Linked DNA regions of Homo sapiens: region 1 is linked to region 2. A link is a loop called in an ENCODE intact Hi-C map of the cell type or tissue named here. Cell type or tissue: heart right ventricle. All regions are shown on one strand. Each heading gives the region's core, and the rest is flanking DNA. Links, peaks and the distances in the headings are about the cores only. Region 1 has its middle 16 kb from the start of OR2AG2. Region 2 overlaps LOC124902625 (a long non-coding RNA gene).

Region 1 (6,781 bases), core at 1,135-6,134, 50 kb after region 2:
TCTGAGACTCAGGTATCAAAAAATATTGTTTTTTTTTTCCCATGGGAAATTAACATTGGGTTTTTAAATAACCTGGACTTGGGAGTACATTAACAGCTCTTCAGGGAACTTCCATGTCCCAAATAGAGGGGTCTACTCAAGAAGCAATGTGTGATGCAAGGGAGGTCTTCTCCTTATCTGTGTTAAGGCAAGCACTTAGAGCTAGGAGAAACATCGCTTCCTGGCCTGTTGCCTTCTTATGAGGCACCCTAAATTGAACTGTATCCTGTAATTGGGAAAGTAAGTCTCCCTCCAGTAGAGGGCTAGGACACTCAGGCATAAGTAAAACTGAGGGAAAATGTATGGTCCTCAATGGTGTAACCAAGGAGGAGGGCAGCTCTCCTAATTTTTCGTTGGCCATCAATTCCTGTTGCTGGACAAGAGTGGTAAGACAGTGGCCCTGAGAAATAGGTTAAAACTAAGTAGTCACCTCCTGTGTCCAATAAGAACTCAGTATTCTTGCCTGCTCTATCAGGGGTTACTGAGGCTCCTTCATGGCGATGGTAAGGTGTCTAGTGGGACCCATAGAAGACCTCAGGCCTTTTCAGGCGTCTGCTTTCTTGGCCATTATAAGTATGGGTGTTTCAGACTCCCTCTTAAGCCTGGGGCAGTCCTTCTTCCAGTGGCTTTCTTAATTACAGAAGGTGCAATGATGTTGGCCTAGAGGCTGGTGAGTGGGGGCTCTCATCTGAGCATCCCAGATGCCAGTCTCACCACACTTCCTTGAGGTGGGTAATCCTGAGGCAGTAGTGCCTAAAACAGCCACTAACAATTGTGCTTATTGGCCAGTTCTTTTGGTGTTTGCCTCTTCCTCTGCACTGTCCCTATTATTGTAAACTCCAAAGGCAATATCTAAAAGTTGGCTCATGGGGGTTTGGGATCCCATTGATACTTTTTGTAGCTTCTTCCTAATGTCAGGGGCAAACTGAGTAGTAAAATGTGCACCCAGGAGAGCTTACCCTTCTGGGGAGTCTGGGTCTGTATTAGTATATTTCCTGAATGCTTCAACCAAATGGCCCTGAAATGAAATGGGATTTTCATCTTTCTTTTGGGTTATTTCTTTCACCTTATCATAATTAACTGGTTTAACCTCATGCTCTTTTATACCACCTATTAAACAAATTAGCACATGATTTCTGTGTTCAAGATCTTGACATCCTCTCCGATAATCCCATTGAAGATCTAGATCTGGAACTGCTTCTACTCCCACATAAAATGGCAAGGCCTGTTTTAGTGCAGCCACCCCATCTGCATGTTCATGAGCAATACCTAGAATTCTTTGTTTTTCCTCTACAGTACAAGAAGTGGATAATATTTGCACAGTTAAATAAAAAGACATGGTCAACTTAACAAACTCCTCTACATGTTTGCCTGGATCCTCCAAAAACTGACCATATTTTTGCTTGCACAAAGCCAAATCAGGCATAGAAAAAGGCACATACACTCCGGCCACTCCTCCATCTCCATCAGCTACCCACTGCAATGAAAACATTTTCAATTCTGGGGGCTGATATGGGGCCCCGTTCCTGGTGGTACTGGTTAGGTTTACTTCTTCAGGCAGTAGAGGATACGGGCCAGGGCTTGTTGGATAAGTGGGAGGGGTGCCTGACGACCTTAAGGTGGAACCTTGCACTAGAGAACTGGTGGGGGATCTGAAGAGGGCCACAGGTCTCCTAGGAGTAGTAGCTAGGAGAGGTCATCTAGGATATCTGGCATGTCTTCTGGGTGCCTGGGGGTATCATGAACCAGACATGTTCTACAGGTAGCCCTTAAGTTAGAATCCTGGTAGAGGGTTATAAAAGCCTGCACATTAAGGAACTTCTTCCCATTTTCCTTCCTTTTTACAAAGCAAATCTACTTGTACAGTATCATTATAATGTAAAGAAGCATGCCTAGGCCAAATCTGTTGGTTTGCCAATTTTTATTGAATTCAAACGTTATTGCAATAGTAAATGAGTTTTTTTCCTTTTCAATTTGTCTAATAATTTGAATTTACTCCAACTCCAACTGTCTAAAAGACACCCTAGTGGTGAGTCTTTTGGGATGCTTATTTTTGTCCCAATGTCTATTAAGGGTCTCTACAGGGGATTTCAGTTAGCCTAAGTTTAGCAAATGCTTAATTACTTTTTCCTTTTAGTTTCCCACTTTCTACAAAATATAGATAGCAACGTGTTACAAAAGTGGATTATGAGCTACAAATGGGCAGTTGGATGTTTTTATTTTTTATTTTTTCAATGGTGAGCCGGTGGTAGGGTAGAAGAAAACAGCCTTTTTGAAGCAGGAGTGTTACAGCTCTGGTGGTGTTACAGCTTTGTGACTGCCTTTGCAGAGCAGGGCTACCCCACAGACAGTGTGCTGAAGGTAGCATTGCCATAGAAAGGGGTGGTAACTCCCAGATGTTGCCATGGCACAGGTGAACTATCATGGCACACTGGTGGGAATGTCTTATCAAAAGCTGCTCCTGCCCAGTCCCTGTTTTAGCTAGTCCTCTATTTGGTCCAGTGTCTGAGCCCCATCTCCGGAGTTGAGTCCCCTCATACATCAAGCAGTGGCCCACAGCCCTATTGAGAGTAGTAGAGAGAAGCATGAGACATAGTTGCTAGATGGGCAACTCATTAGTAAGTGATCAATAGACAACATAAAACTGGCAAATAAAAATAAAGGAGATAAAACTGATGAGCAGAGCTAGAATAGATTTTTTTTCTCACATGGCCTTGGAATTGGGGGTAGGAGGGGTGGGGTTAAAGGTGGAAGCCTAGGCCTTGCAAATATATTCCTTAGGAGGAGGTGTGAGATGGACGTAGTAGTTAAATTGAGCCAAAACAAGGAGCCTTGCCTTGGTCCCATGTGTTCCAGTCTGAAATTGTTCCTGGCAGAGCTAAAGCTTTATCATCCTATGTACTGGGGAGGCACCTATGTGTGCAAGTAGAGATTACCCCCTTATATCAGCCAGGTTAAGTCCATAAAATTTACCCGCAGCCTTTTCTGCCTCAGCTTGTAGCTTTTCTTGGTCTCTGGAGTTCCAATAAGGCTAAAAAATGGAAATCATGATGTATCATTTTATAGATACAGATTGGCAGTGTCAAAGCAACTACTGGTCTTAGTAAGAGCATCATAGACAGTCACAGTGACGAATTAATTTGCTGTTTTTCTGACTCCCATGCTAACCATAGCTACCATTCTTAGGCATCCCATCTTATTTCCGAGGCCCTAAGTTTGGCTTCTGGCTAAAACTGCGTGGAAGTTGCAGACATGTCTTTCACCAACAGATGGCGATAAAGAGCAGATCAGGATACTGAATTCTGAGATTTTCCCAACTCCAGCACAGTTAACATTTAGGGCCAGATAATTTATTGTGGGGAACTGTTCTGTGCATTATAGGATGTCTAGCAGCACCTCTGGCCTCTACTCACTAGATGCTAGCAGCACTCCTCACAGTTATGACAACAAAAATGTCTCTAAACATTGTCAAATGTCCTTAAAATATTTGGATTGCCCCATTGAGAGCTACTATGAAATGTGATGTTTAAGTTTTAAATATGAAAACAGAAAAGAATCAAATTTTGATGGAATTTTTGAAAATCTTTGTTGTTGTTTTTTTTTTTAAATAACGTGTAGTCACTGAAAAAATGTTTGAAAATGTAGGAAAACATAAGAAAGAAAAAAGCACACAAAATCCCACCATTCAAATTACCTTCTGTGAACATTTTAATAGCAATTCTTTCAGGCATATAGACACATAGTTAAATATGTATAATTTTGCATTTATGGCAATGTATAGTATATATACTCTCCTATAATCTCATTTTCACTCAAAATCTACTAGGGATATCTTTCTAGGTCAACAAATATTGGTATAGTTTAATAATTAACTTTAAAGCCTACATAATATCCCTTTGTATGTAATTAACCAGGTCACTACTGACAGCCAACCAGGTTCCTACATTTTCACTATTATAAATAGCACGGCAATTAACATCTTTGAGCATAGGTTTTTGCACAGCTTGAGAGTGAGATTATTTCACACTCATTTCCTATGTGTCTACAATTTTGCCAGGACCCAGAGCTTTAGGGAGTAGATTAGACATAGATTTTCTTCCAAGGATGTGCAAAAACTGGTGGAAAGAATGCGAACGGTATAATGGGAATGTTTCTAACACAAATAAATATGAAAGCTTGAGGTGATGGGTACCCCATTTACTCTGATGTGATTATCATGTGTTCCTGCATTAAAATATCTCATGTACCCCATAAATATATACACCTACTATGTGTATATATATATATATACAAATTAAAAAATAAAATAAAATAAAATAAAATTCCTTTATATACCAGAAGAATGTGAACAGAAGACAGAATAAAATATAAGTAGCATGGAAATGCAAGGTGTAAACATTGACAAAAGATGAAGACATAACTGATTGGATGTCAGGGATATCTTCACAAACATGAGCCTTGAAATAGGTAATATAAAAATTAATCTCAGCTCCTTTCTCTTCAACTATAGTTGTTGCAGCAATCACTTGTTTAAATGCCGATTTCTCTATTTCCCCTGCTCCCTGTGTGAGGGCCATAGCCAGGTTTCTCTTCTCCCTCTTTTTTATATCCTATGTTTATTACAGGGTCTCACACTTATCTTTAGTAAAGTTTGCTGAATGGAGGTATTCATGAGAAACTTTCCTGCCTGAAGAGCATTCTCTAAAACAAAGAGAAGGAAGAATTACATAGCAGAAATAGGTCTATGGATTCAAGTTCAAATTCTCTCCAACTTCCCAAACTCAAAGACAGATAGGAAACAGAAACAGGAAAGAGAGAATGGAAGAAAAAAAGGTAAATTAATATGCCCTTCTGTGATCTCTCACTCTTTCTCTTTCTGTGATTCTCTTTCCTCTTTTGAAAACCTTATCCAAGGAGAAATATCAATGACTTCAGAAGGGCAATAGGGGGTGATCCTAAGGCTTATACTATGACTCAGATAACGTACAGAAACATTTTACTCTCTTTATTTTAGTCTATAATTTGATATTCGTCTCAAATCCCCATCCACTGGTTAGCAGGAGAAAAAAACAACAAACCAAACTAATAGTTCAATCTAATTTTCATTTAGTCTAACCTGACAATTTAGTATATTTTTAGGAATTATTCATTCTCTGTTGGATAAAATGATGCTTGATTACTAAGAAAGCCTTCCCCTGCTTCTCATCCCAATGTGTGGTGGAAAGAGTGTGGTTTATTCAAGCTTCTGGTGCTGAGAAGGAACTCTAGCCTCAGCCTTGTTTTTCTGTTGCAGCAGCTCCATCTGCTGGTCTCTCGAGCACTGTTTTTTATGAACCTAGTTGTTCAGCATTCTGCAGGACACCACTGCTGAACTGGCTAGTTCACATGGGGTCTACACTTTCTACAGGGACAATGTTTCTGAGTTGCTAATGCTGTAAGAAAAATTTTGCTGTCTGCATAACCCTGAGTTGATTGCCACATCCTCCAGCCTACAAGTTGGTCCAGCATTCCACACTCTGTTATTGTCAAGTCAACTCATTCGGCTATGGAGGCCTATAAGAGCCCACCAGGTTTCAATTCAGTATCTAAATCACATAAAAACTCAAGGCATCTTTGTAAAGTTAAACCCCAGGGGCTCTCTCTACTTGACTGTGATGTGCTACATTTCTGTGACTGAGTCCTAAAGTTGATGCATGGCATAATTAATCCATTTGGATGTCAAAAGACTAATATTACCTCAGTCTTATTTCTCTCTACTTTTCTTTCATAAAGAATTCTAACTCCTTCCAGACAAATGAATGTCTCCGGTAGAGTAAGAAGATGCTTTAATTATGACACTTTTACCTACATCTTCATCTTCACTTTTGTTGTCTGATAAGGTCAAAGCCTTATCCTGTGCTCTGTTCACTGCACCTCCAGGTGTTTAGTCTGGAAAGCTTGAGATGTGGAAGATCAGTGGGAGAGAGACTAGAAGAAAACGGCCTGCTCACACCACATGATACCGGTCTTGAATTCTCACAGACATAAACACCTTTCTTTATTTATAATATTCTTTCATCATAATTAAGAATCTGGCATGTCGGGAGCTTGTCCATTCATCCAATACACATTCGCAGAGTACCTATTATGTGCAGTGTGCTCTGACCAGCACAATGTGTAAGCTACTGTGTTAATTTTCTATTCCTGCTGTAACAAATTACAACCAATTTGGTGGCTTACAACCACAGATTTATCTTAAGTTCTGGAGGTTAAAGTCCAAAATTAGGTCTTATGGGGCCGAAAACAAGGTATTGGCAGGGCTTCCTTCCTTCTAAAGGCTCTCAGTAAAATCCATTCCCTTGCCCTTCCTGCATCTAGAAACTGCCTGCATTCCTAGACTTCTGACCCCTTCCACCTTCAAAGCCAACAATGGCCATTCAAGGGTTTCGGTGCATCGTTCCAACTCTGACCCTGCTACCTCCCTCTTATAAGGACCCTTGTGATTATATTGAACCCACCTGGATAATCCGGGATAATTTTCTTGTCTCAAGATTGGTAATTTAATCACATCTACAAAGTCCTTTTTGCCATCTAAGGTACCATGTACAGGTTCTGGGGAGTAGGAATGTGAACATCTTTGGGGGACATTTATTTATCAATAGCATACTCAAAGAGAGACTAGCCCTCAGTGAGTCAAATGACTACAAAACACGTGGCTAATCTTTTTTTAATAACTTTTTTAAGCTAAAATATAACAGTTATA
Region 2 (6,781 bases), core at 993-5,992:
AGCCACATCTTTTATAGCTGTCCGACTCATGGAGAGTTATCCTTTCTTTGAGTTTAATACTGATAAATAAAGGTCCCCTGAAGATATCCACCTCCTACTCCCCAGAACCTGTGACTGTTACTCCATATGGCAAAAAGGACTTTGCAGATGTGATTAAATTCACAATCTTGAGACGAGGAGATTATCCTGGATTATCCAGTGGGCCCAATGTAATCACAAGGGTCCTTATAAGAAAGAGTCAGTAGGGTCAAGCATTGGAATGAGGCACTGAAAAACTTGACTTCTTGTTGCTGGCTTTGAAGATGGAAGGGGGTCATGTGTCTAGGAATGTAGAAGCAGAAAAGGCAAAAAAAAAAAAAAAAGAAAGAAAGAAGAAAAAGAATTTTTCCCGAGTGTCTTTAGAAGGTACGAAGCTCTGCCAATACCTTGTTTTTAATTCCATAAGTCCTAATTTTAGACTTTGACCTCCAGAACTGTAAGATAAATCTGTTGTTTCATTGTTTTTAGCCACCAAGGTTGTGATAATTTGTTATAGTAGGAACAGGAAACTAACACAGTGGGTTACACATTGTGCCCGTCAGAATACATCACACATAATAGGTACTCTGTGAGTGTGTATTGAATGAATGGCCGAGCTTCCAACATGTCTGATTCTTAATTACGACGAAGGAATTTTAGAAATAAATAAAGGTGTTTTTGTCTGTGAGAATTCAAGACTGGTATTGTGTAGTGTGACCAGGCAATTTTTTTTTTTTGTCTCTCTCCTGCTAATCTTCCAGACCTCAAGGACCTTTCCAGACCAAGGTCCTGGAGGTGAAGTGAAGAGAGCACAAGCTTTGAACTCATCAGACAACAAAATTGAAGATGAGGATGTAGATAAAAATGCCATTATTAGGGCTTCTCCTTAGTCTGTCGGAGGCATTCATTTGTCTGGAGGAAGTTAGAATTTTTTCCAAAAATATAAGACTGAGGTAATATTAGTCTTTTGACATCCAAATGGATTATGCCATGCATCAACTTTAGGATTCATTCACAGAAATGTAGCACAGCATGGTCAGAAAGAAGAAGGCTTAATTTTACAAAGGTGCCTTGAGTTTTTATGCAGTTTGGATACTGAATTGAAACCCAGTGGATTGTCATAGGCCTACAATAGCAGAATGAGTTGACTCAACAATAAGGTAGCGTAGACTGCTGGACCAATTTGCAGGCTGGAGGATGTGGCAATCAACTCAGGGTTCTGCAGACAGCAAAATTTTTCTTAACAGCCTTAGCAACTCAGGAACATTGTCCCTGTAGAAAGTACAGACCCCATGTGAATTAGCCAATTTAGCAGTGGTGTCCTGCAGAATGTTGAATAATTCAGTGCCCAAAGGACAGTCCCCCAGAGACCAGCAGATGGAGCTGCCACAACATAAAAACCAGCCTGAGGCTAGAGTTCCTTCTCTGTGCCAGGGGATTGCATAACCATAGTCTCTCCATCATACACTGGGGAGAGAAGCAGGGGAAGTAGAGGCTTTCTGAGTGATCAAGCATTATTTTATCCAATAGAAACAATAATTTCTGAAGGCATATTTACATTGTGTCAGGTTAGACTAAATTAAAATTAGATTGCATTATTAGTTTTTTTTTCTTCCTCCTGCTAACTCGTAGATAGGGATTTGGGAGGACATCAGATTATAGACTAAATAAAGAGAGTAAAATGTTTCTGTACATCCTCTGAGGTGTAGTGTAAGCCTTAGGATCATCCCCAATTGCCCTACTGCAAGGTCATTGAGATTTTTCCTTGGATAAGGTTGCCAGAAAAGGAAAGAGAATCACAGAAAGAGCAAGAGATCACAGAAGTGCATATCAATTTACATTTTTCGCTTCCTCTCTCCTCTCTTTCTTATCCATGAGTTCATGTTTTGAGTTTGGGAAGTTGGAGGCAATTTGAACTTGAATCCATAACCCTCTGTCTCCTACATGATACACCCTTCTCTTTGTTTTGGAGAATGCTCTTCAAGCAGGAGTTTCCAATAAATACCTCCATTCAGCGAATGTTTACTAAAGGTTTGATAAGTGGGAGGCCCTGTAATAAATACAGGATATATAAGAAGAGAAAGCTGGCCCTAGCCTGCACACAGGGGAGTAGGGGGAATATGCATTTTTTTCTTTATTTAATCTTTTTTTTGTACAGATGGAGTCTTGCTATGTTGCCCAGGCTAGTCTCAAATTCCTGGCCTCAAGTGATCCTCCTGTCTCAGCCTTCCAAAGCACTGGAATTACAGGTGAGAGCCACTGTGTCCAGCGGAAATATTTAAACAAATAATTTTCGAAGTACTGTAGTTGAAGAAAAAGGAGCTGATACTTTTTTCTTTTTTTTTCTAGATGGGGTTTCACCATGTTGGCCAGGGTTGTCTTGAACTCCTGACCTCAAGTGAGCCACCTGCCTTGACCTCCCAAAGTGCTGGGATTGCAGGTGTGAGCCACGACAACTGGCTGAGACTAACATTTATACTGCTTATATCTAGGCCCATGTCTGTGAAGATATCCCTGACATCTAATCAGTTATCTCTCAATTTTTGCCAAAATTTCCACCTTGCATTTCCATGTCACGAATTATATTTATTCTATCTTCTATTCACAATTTTTTTTTGAGATGGAGTCTTGCTCTGTTGCCCAGGCTGGAGTGCAGTGGTGCGATCTCAGCTCACTGCAACCTGCACCTCCCGGTTCAAGTGATTCTCCTGCCTCAGCCTCCTGAGTAGCTGGGATTACAGGCACCCGCCACCATGCCTGGCTAATTTTTGTATTTTTAGTAGAGACAGCATGAGCCACTGCACTGGGAATGTTCACATTCTTTCCAGCAGTTTTTGTACATCTTTGGAAGAATATCTATGTCCAAATTACTTTGTAAAGCTCTGGGTCCTGTCGTGGCAAAATTGTAGATATATAGGAAATGTGGAGTGAAAAACTGTCACACTCAACCTGTGCAAAGATGTATGTTCAGGCTGGGCATGGTGGCTCATGCCTGTAATCCCAGCACTTTGGGAGGCTGAGGTGGGCAGATCACCTGAGGTCAGGAGTTCGAGACCAGCCTGGCCAACATGGCAAAACCCCGTCTCTAGTAAAAATACAAAAATTAGCTGGGCATAGTGGCATGGACCTGTAATCCCAGCTACTTGGGAGGCTGAGGCAGGAGAATCGCCTGAACCCAGGAGGCAGAGGTTGCAGTGAGCCGAGATTGCGCCACTGCACTCCAGCCTGTGTGACAGAGTGAGACTCCATCTCAAAAAAAAAAATTATGTTCAAAGATGTATGTTAACTGCAGTGCCATTTATGAGTGAAATTTTGGAGTATATATATTATACATTGCCATGTATGCAAAATTGTATGTTTTCCACTATGTGTCCATATGCCTAGAAGGATGAGTATAAAAATGTTCACCAAAGTTAATCTGGATGACAGGATTTTGGGTGTCTGATTTTCTTATGTTTTTCCACATTTTTGAATTTTTTCAATAAATGTAATATTGTAAAAAATAAGAAAGCTTTTCAAAAATTTCATCAAAATTGCATTCATTTTCTTTCTCCTATTTAAAACTCTTGAACACCTCATTTCACAGTGGTTCTCCACCGGGGCAATGCAAATGTTTCAGGGACATTTGACAATGTCTAGAGACATTTTTGTTGCCATAACTGTGAATAGTGCTACTCACATTTAATGGATAGAGGCCAGAGGTGCTACTAGACATCTTATAACGCACAGAGAGTTTCCCACAATAAATTATCTGGCTCTAAATGTTAACTATGCCGGAGTTGGGAAATCTCAGAATTCATTATCCTGATAGGCTCTTTATCACCATCTGGTGGTGAGAGAAGTGCCTGCAACTCCCATGTAGTTTCAGCCAGAAACCAAACTAGGGCCTCAGAAAAAAGATGGGAGGCCCTAAGAAGGGTAGCTATAGTTACAAAGGGAGGTAGAAAAAGAGCAAGTTAATTCATGGCTGAGAGGGTCTGTGATGCTCTTACTAAGAACTGTAGTTGCTCCTGACGCTGCCATTCTGTATCTATGAACGCTATATTATGATTTCCATTTTCCTGCCGCGCTGGGACTCCAGAGACTCAGAAGAAGGAAGTTAGATGCTGAGGCAGGAAAGGCTTTGGGGAAACTTTATGGATTTAATGTGGTTGATATAAGGGGGTAATCTCTACTTGCATCCATAGGTGCCTCCCCATTACATAGGATGATAAAGCTTTAGCTGTGCCAGGAACAATTCTAGATCGCAGCATGTGGGACCAAGTCAAAGCTCCTTGTTTTGGCTTGATGTAACCGTTACTTCCATTTCACTTTTCCTAAGGGATGCATTTGCAAGGCCTAGGCTTCATTCCTTGACTCCACCCCTCCTACCCCCAATTCGAAAGCCACGTAGAAGAAATATCTGTTCTTACTTGCTTATCAGTTTTACTTCTTTTATTTTCATCCACCAGTTTCCTGTTTTCTAATGATCACTTACTAATGAATTTCCCATCTGGCAGCTATGTCTCATGCTCCTCTCTGCTGCTCTCAACAGGGCTGTAGGCCACTTTCCTGCCTGCTGCTCACTTCTGAAAGATCTGTATTCTCTCACTCCTCAAAAGGATGCTGCTTTCTTCATACAGGTGTTGGGAAGAGGAGAATGTTGTATGCCCCTCATTTTCTTTTTGCACTACCTCTTTAGTATCCATCACCCCATTGTCCAAATCTATCTTGACATAGCAATATCTACCAATGCCTTGAAGTAGGTTGCAGGTTGATTTCCCCAAGAGCAGACGGTAGAACAGTGTGGAGGGCAAGATGTTTATTAGGGATCAACGCCTGTGAAGAAAAGGGGCAAAAGTAGGATTTGGCAGAGAAAGACATTGAGCCGTGATGCAGGCCTTACAAACCTTCCCTGAACCTGGTGGAGAGCTCTGTAGAGTGAAGACCAACAAAGCATCCTGTGTCAGGCTACAATGGCTGGGTCTTTCTTTTCTGTCTCAGCCTCTGGATACAGGCTACCCCAGGAAGGGCATTACCTCAGGTGAAGGGGCTCCCTGCAATTGAGGCAGATTGGGAAGATCTGACAGCTGAAGCCTGGCTGCTTACTTCATTCCCCTCAGTTGGGCAGCAAGTCTTCTCTTGCAGGAGGTTCTGGGTGGCACAGTTCCACGTCTTCACAGAGGAGTGGATGAGAATTACAATGTAAACTACAAGATAAACATGATTTTTCCCATGGTTCAAAGGAAAATCGCCAAAGATACATAAACTGTCAGGCAGGTTGTTCCTGGTTCACATCTTTTCCAATTTGGAATAAATGCAAATTCCTTGAATTTCATTAAAAATAACAATGACATTGGATAACTGTTGCCTCAGGAACCCACAACGACGCTCTCATTCTGTCCTGGCCTACTCACATATCTTCCCTCCATTCCTCACCCCTTTTTTGAGGTTTACATTTTAATTCTATTGTATTTTAAAAATCCTATTCAGAGAAAATAAACTATAGATACAGGAAACAATAAGGAAAGCACATTTATAAACACTGTTTCAGTCAAAATAAAGAACTTGGACTGGCCCAGCGTGGTGGCTCACACCTGTAATCCCAGCACTTTGGGAGGCTGAGGCAGGCAGATCGCCTGAGGTCAGGAGTTTGAGACCAGCCTGGCCAACATGGCAAAACCTCCTCTCTACTAAAAAGTATAAAAATTATCTGGGAGTGGTGGCAGGTGCCTGTAATCCCAGCCACTCGGGAGGCTGAGGCAGGAGAATCGCTTGAGCCTGAGAGGTTGCAGTGAGCCGAGATTGCACCACTGCACTCCAGCCTGGGCGACAGAGCAAGACTGTATCTCAAAAAAAAAAAAAAAAAAAAAGAACTTGGACCCTCTTCTTCAGGACCTTAACAATTAAGATGGAGTGTAGCCACAACTACATTTCAGTATAATAGCAATAATAATGTTAATAAATGCTATAATTACTTCTATTAACGTGACTTTTGCTGCGGTTATTGCTGCTTCTGCTGTTGTTGGCATTGCTACTACCTAACATTATTGGCACGTGTACCATGTTTCAGGCATATGTATTGTTTCACGTTATTCTTAACACTTCACTGAGGTTGCACCATTTTATGTATGAAGGAAATGAAGCAGAGACAGGTTAACTAACTCATCCAAGGTCATACATGTAGTAAATAGTGGAGGCCCTTCGCACAACTAACAGCCTGGCTTTCACAGGCTGGCATTTTCTAACTCTCAACACTTGGCTTATACCTGCTTCTTCATCTTGAATTACCTTCTTCTTGCTTCCTCTCTCTCTTTGTACCCTTTGACCTACACTTCTGCTTTCCCCCACCCACCATCCCAGCTTCTGGTAACAAACATTCTACTTTCCTTCTTTTTTCTTTTTATTTTTTTATGTTTTTGAGACAGTCTCCATGTGCCGCCCAAGCTGGAGTGCAGTAGAGCTATCTCAGCTCACTGCAACCTCTGCCTCCCAGGTTCAAGTGATTCTCCTGTCTCAGCCTCCTGAGTAGCTGGGATTACAGGCGCCCGCCACAACACCCGGCTAATTTTTGTATTTTCAGTAGAGATGGGGCTTCACTGTGCTGCCCAGGCTGGTCTACAACTCCTGACCTCATGTGATCCGCCTGCCTCAACCTCCCAAAGTTCTGGGATTACTGGCATGAGCCACCGCACCTGACCACAAACATTCTACTTTCTACTTCTATGATTTCAAATTTAGATTCCACATGTAAGTAACTCACAACTTATTCATGTGATTTGAT

Evidence for each region. Peaks named below come from ENCODE experiments on the same cell type or tissue, not always from the same donor. Only the 100,000 strongest peaks of a DNase experiment are listed, where the experiment ranks them.
Region 1: a loop joins it to region 2, with 7 times the contacts of the local background. A loop is called at or near these places in 47 of 110 quality-filtered maps.

Annotation. Positions count from the first base shown.
Region 1 is chr11:6,752,233-6,759,013 of GRCh38, forward strand. No RefSeq gene overlaps it. Among named protein-coding and RNA genes, the nearest start is that of OR2AG2, 16 kb to the right of the region's middle. In heart right ventricle, for the core only: CTCF peaks have their summits at 3,305 (motif pointing right), 3,509 and 5,349 (motif pointing left); DNase peaks (open chromatin) are centred at 3,310 and 5,349.
Region 2 is chr11:6,702,256-6,709,036 of GRCh38, forward strand. It overlaps LOC124902625 (a long non-coding RNA gene), which reads left to right. Exons shown (of 4, transcript XR_007062574.1): 4 at 2,177-2,216. Among named protein-coding and RNA genes, the nearest start is that of MRPL17, 22 kb to the left of the region's middle. In heart right ventricle, for the core only: CTCF peaks have their summits at 1,401 (motif pointing right) and 3,851 (motif pointing left); DNase peaks (open chromatin) are centred at 1,387 and 3,846; H3K27ac peaks cover 2,737 bases.